2 separate regions of the Mus musculus genome follow, and region 1 is linked to region 2. The links are chromatin loops, found by intact Hi-C in ENCODE. Cell type or tissue: left cerebral cortex. All regions are shown on one strand. Links, peaks and the distances in the headings refer to the core of each region. The heading gives the core; the rest is flanking DNA. Region 1 has its middle 26 kb from the start of Gm35855. Region 2 has its middle 110 kb from the start of Gm35855.

Region 1 (2,925 bases), core at 231-2,730, 88 kb before region 2:
TAAATGGAGTTTTAAAAAGTGAGAAAACAAAACCTGCAAATCCATTTAAAACTGTCACTAAGAGTTTTAGAGTTTAATCATATTTTCTATTTTATGATAAATCATGCACTTGGCACAAGAAAGACACAAGGCTTATTCATCTCATATTGCTCAACAATTGTTCCAACAGCAGACAGGAAAGAAAGATACTACCGTCCCTTCTAGACCTGCCTTGTACAGTTGCAGGAAACTGATGGCACATGTTTGTGTGTTTCAATCCATTCAGTTCAACTGATCCATTTGTCTATTTTCACCTAAATTGCTTGATTTCCATAGCTTTAGAATACGTCTTAATATCAGGTAGTATAAGTCCTTAAACTCAGTTCTTTCACAGATTTTCTTAATACTCTAAATTTTTATCAGCATTTTGGAATTGATATCTCAACTCCCAAAATAAATCGTCGAAATTTGAAAGGTATAATCATACGAAATCTACACACCAGATAGTAATCATACTCCTAGTTGCATGTACAAGATAAATTCATGCTCACGTGCACTGGTTCACATATTCTAGAATGTTCATATAAGTACTAGTCATAGTAATTCCAGGCTGGAAGACAATACATGCCTAAGAATATAAACATAGAGAAATGTATACAGAAATGGAAAATTATATCCTAGGAGGACAATAATTTCCTGGGTATACCATCAGCTTGAGTGAATCTCTCAAACACAATGCCTAGAGAAAGAAGCTAGTTATATAAATAATATATTCAGCACACGAGTTTATATTCATTTTAAAGCAAGACAAAACCTATTTTGGGGGGAATTAATATACAGTGTGTAAGGTATGAAGGGTATGGCATGGTAAGAAGGATCTTAAAAATAAGATTGAGCTTGTCTCTAGAACAAAGAAAAAGGAATATGAATCAGTGGCTTCTTCCTATAGTACTGGTCAATTCTATTCATTAACCTCAGTGGAAGATATAGAATAATTTTAATACATATATATATACATACATACATACATATATACATATACATTTGCATAAATGTCAAATGTACCTTTTATGTTTGATATACTATTCAAAGAAAAAGTGGGTGGATGCTGTTGCTGCAAGTTTATAGACACATATTGGTGTTACCAAGCTGGGGCTTCCCTGCAAGGTAGACTTGGCCAACTGCATTGGGACATCAACTTTCAGTGCTCTTGGTGCTTTTTTATCTTTATGTGGACAATGAATCCATGGAGGAATGCTTAGATTACTTGACAGTCCTCCCTGGGACAAATGAGCATGAGTTCACAGCCTCACCATTTCAGAGTGTTTCGCTTAACTTTCTTCCCAAGGTTTTGTGCTGAACTTCTCTGGAGCATAAACTCCCCAGTCTTGTGCTGGTGGGGGAGGAATAATCTCCTGGGTGTACCGAGTGTGGGAGGGGAGCTAGACTTCTCATTACAGAGGTTTTTTTCTCCACTTTTCTCTCTTCAGCCTACCTGCACGCCTACTTGCCCAGCCACTCTGGGCTGTCTTCTAAGACTTTTGGAGGGTCTGTGGGCACAAGTTGGCTTGCTTCTCTATCCCCATAACTGCTGCTTTTGCGTTGCTTCTCTAAGTCAGTTGATTCGCTTTCAAACTGGGTGGCTACTTTCTTGCTTCTGTTTATTTTAATGGCTATCTCCTTTGTTTATCCTTGCATTTTGTCGTAGCATTTAAGCATGTTATTAGAAAAGCACACACACCCAATACCCACACCTCAGCTTTTAAACACTATTCAAAAACTGTTCTCTCCAAGAAAGTAGCTTAAACATAGGGCTGGTTTATTAATGAGACAAGATGATCCTGGATGCACCTGTGGTGGCATTGGCAAAAGGAAGGAAACACAGAGAACAAGACAAACCTAGAATACTTCCCATTGGACAAACCTGGGAGAATGTGAATATCCAAATAAAGAGTGAAGAATAACACTCTGTAGTATAAAATAATGCATAGCAGTCCAAGTGATGTAAATAAGCCATTGAATAGAGAAAGGATAAGCATTTGCTATATAATTCTAAATAATCTAAGTAGCTGGTTCTCTACTTGGGGGGCTAAACTATAACCCACCTTCCTGTGTGTACCCTAAATATACCTGATCCTTTCCACAGGTAGCACACAAAAGGGTAAAACTAATCATCTGTTTCTATATATCAAGCAGCCAGTTACTGAGACGAACATCAATGGAATGCCCCTGACTTCATGCACTGAACAGCATGCAACCATTGACGTTTCCTCCTAAATCCACAAGAAAAATTGAAACCAACTCAATTTATTTCATAAAATACCTGTTATATTTGTTTAAATTTTTTTATAATAGTAGAGATTGGACCTAGGCTCTCAGGCCTGCTAAACAAGCTAGACACTGAGCTGCCTTCCCAGTCTGTTTTGGCTTTGTTTGGTATGCTCTTACAAAACTCCCACTATTGAAACCTATCTCTGTGCATGCCCATCTTTAGGCACAGTCTTTTCAAGGCCTGAGAGAGTATACTGGCTTCTTCTACCACACTCATATGGACAAGAAGATGCTAACTATGAAGCAGAAGGTAGGCTCTAAATGGCGCCCACTCTACTGGTGTCTTATAATTGGACTTCCCAGTCATAAGATAAGAAATTTATCTCTCTTGTTATAGCAATTCAAATGGAGTACAACATACCCTGTGAGCAGAACTACTATTAAGACTTTCACAGCTGTGAAAACCAAGAAGACACTGAGACACTGCCCTAAATGAAAAGGACAACAAGGACAGATGACTGCTAAATCCATGTGATATCCAAAGTCAGGATTGGAAAGACACTAGAGCAGTGGTTCTCAACCTTCCTGTCACTGTGACCCTTTAAAATAGTTCTTCATGGTGTGGTGACCTCCAACCATTGAATCATTTTCATTTCTATTTCATAACTATAATTT
Region 2 (2,925 bases), core at 115-2,614:
TTTATTACTGGCTCCCTCCCTATCCTGCCTGGTAAGCCATGCCTGCATTTTGTATAAATGCAATTACTAAACTTCCCAGTGCCACAGGGAGAATGCCGAAGAAGAATTGCAGGTGTTTGCAGGGTGATCACAAGGCTGACAAGATGCTGAAGTTCACTGCTCATCATCAGAGAGACAGGACTGGGTGGAATATTGCTAAGGTCAAGAAAAGATCAAATCTCAAAATTTCAAGCATAGCTTCCACTGAGTGGGTACATGGCTTTCTCATCTGAATGTTATTGAATGCATCCCTGCCAGTTTGTCCTCCTTAGACACAGCAGCCCCTCTCTTCTCTTAGGGTTATAATTGGTCTCTTCAGACCTGTTGGCTTTCTGTTTCTGAATGTTGGGTGTATCCACATTCTTTATAGATTCTGGTAACTAACACAAAACTCTCACAATGGACCTTCATGAAATTTTCCTACGATTTCACACAATTATGACTTTTACTCCCTATTAACCTAGATTTATCTAAAAAGCTGTTGTCTTTATATACACTAAAACAAAGCACCAACATGAAATGGGGGAGCACTGGAGCAAGTAGATGCACTATTGGGAATCATGCCTTCGATTTTGTAGAGGCATGTTCAAGATAAGAAGCAACTATACTCTTGCTTCCACCAGATCTAGCCAGTGGCCTGCCTCTGACTCTTATGCTTTGGAAGACCCTATGCAGGCTCTCCACCAGATGTAGTCCTTCGCTGAGACTGAAGTCTTTAGGGCTCAATGCCCTCCACACCTCCATCTTTCCCTATCTCTCACTAAGTTACCTCCTTCTCCTGTCATCAAAATTGTGCTTTGGATATCTTACCTCTGGAATTTCTCATCTAAACACATCTGATGACATTTCAAGTTCCTGATGTGTGTTTGTCTCTCTCTCTCTCTCTCTCTCTCTCTCTCTCTCTCTCTCTCTCTCTCTCTCTCTCTCTCTCTGTGTGTGTGTGTGTGTGTGTGTGTGTGTGTGTGTGTGTGTGTGTGAGTCCTCATGTTTGTGTGGTTAGCATCCTGGCACTGAAGCTTCCAGCTCTCTTCTTACTCTAAACAGCTCTGAGATGCGCTTTCTCTGTGAGTCATCCTCACACAGACCCTGTGGTCCTGCTTTATGGTAAAGTTCTTCTTCCTCACTATCCTTAACGCCTTGCCCCCTTTCCTTCCCACCTTCCCACACGAACTCATTGTCTTTCCCTTCCTAGGGTATGCTGCTCAGTTCTATTTTTTCCTGTAGTGTGCCCCCAATCTGTGCTCCACAATACACAGAGAGAAATCTTTTGACTTATTCCATTTCCGTGCTTAGTATTCTCTCATATTCCCCTATAGCTTTCAAGGATAAAGTTCAAACTCTTTCATTTGGCCCAAGAGACCTTCTGCAACCCCATTTGTCTCTGTAGTTTCCGAGTTATTGTTTTCTAATGTGAAGCTCCCAACTCACACCCTCTCATCCTTCTCAACATCTCCTGCATGGTACACTGTGCTTTTGAGAACAAGGTTCTTAGGCTAGGATGGATACATTTGTTGAATCAGGGACTTAGGAAAAAGGAATCTAAGCTGTCCAGCTGGTAGATCTTAGAGGAAGATGTTTGACTTCTTTCTCCTCCTCAGAAGTGGAGTTAGTTTCTGTTGACTAGTTTCTTTTTTTTCTACCCAGTCCCCAAAAGTTACATGGTCTGTGTGTTTGGCTGGTGTTAGTGGTGGGGAAAGGAAAAGGGTCTACATCTGTGTTTTGTGTGTTTGTGGATAGAAAGACTGTGTATGGGGAGTGGAGGAGAGATTAAAAAACCCAGGATGCCCCCAAAAACCCAGCTCTCAGGAACTATGAAAATAGAACTGTCGGACTAGCTATAGAACAAACTCCCACGACTGCCTGTCCTGGAATGTCCTCTGGGCTCAGATTAGTGTACCCTAGGATTCGTCACCCTAGTTTCTCTCTGCATACTCTCTTCGCAAGCCATGAAATTAACAGGAGCTTCTTATTACCATTAAATCTAATCAACCAAATTCACCGTTCACAGAAATAACTTTTTGAAATTTGACATGGGCTAACCAGTTGATGAGGATAATGTGCCTCGTGATCAGATGGGCTGAAGAATTAACTAGTGGAGGTGTCTTTCATGCCCTTTCTTCCCTTTGCCTGGAATGTCCTCTCCTTGTTTTTCTGCTTGGCAAACAACAGTTTGTTCCCTTACACTTTACTGAGTTACCCTGGCTGACACCTGCATTTATCTTCAGTGTGATACCTCACAGCATGGACTAAAAGGGACCATTTTAATGTTCACAAGCCTTCCTACACTGTTAAGTTCTTTAAGAACAAGGACCATCAGTTTTATGTTTTTACATTTATCCCTAACACTATGCCTAAAACACAATTGAAGCTAAGTAATATTACTTAAAGCTTTAAAGCTTGAGAATAAAACAAAACAGAAGAATGTGTGTTTGGCTTGGCCAGAGAAACCACTTACATACCCAGCAACTATACTCCTTCTAAAATTAAAATAACAGCATTTGAAATACATAGTAGCCTAAAACCCTAAATTTTAATTTTCTGTAATTTTTACAATTGCCCCACATTAGTTTCATTGCTAAGAATTAAAATAGTTGTCTTTGGATCTATAAAAAACTGAGGGTCTATCTTAAATTTTTATGTCCAGTTTAAACATTTACCTTAATTTTATATCAAATCAATAATCATAACACGTGCAGCACTTCTAAGGAATCAAACCCTCCCTTGAGGCATAGCAGTTTCAAGGGCAGGATGAACATTTGAGATTAGAAAAGGAAGTTCAATTTAGTGAACCATTTAGCCTTGAAGAAGCTATTTACCCTGTGTGAGTGAGCAGTTTATACCGAAGCCAGATTTTATTTGTATAAGATGACACCCCCTTCCCCAGCA

Evidence for each region. A loop is a pair of places that touch in the nucleus more often than their neighbours do. Peaks named below come from ENCODE experiments on the same cell type or tissue, not always from the same donor. Only the 100,000 strongest peaks of a DNase experiment are listed, where the experiment ranks them.
Region 1: a loop joins it to region 2, with 2.7 times the contacts of the local background. A loop is called at or near these places in 2 of 42 quality-filtered maps.

Annotation. Positions count from the first base shown.
Region 1 is chr5:89,250,577-89,253,501 of GRCm38, forward strand. No RefSeq gene overlaps it. Among named protein-coding and RNA genes, the nearest start is that of Gm35855, 26 kb to the left of the region's middle. In left cerebral cortex, for the core only: no CTCF peak of the experiment used is centred there; a DNase peak (open chromatin) is centred at 1,446.
Region 2 is chr5:89,338,835-89,341,759 of GRCm38, forward strand. No RefSeq gene overlaps it. Among named protein-coding and RNA genes, the nearest start is that of Gm35855, 110 kb to the left of the region's middle. In left cerebral cortex, for the core only: no CTCF peak of the experiment used is centred there; DNase peaks (open chromatin) are centred at 1,175 and 1,891.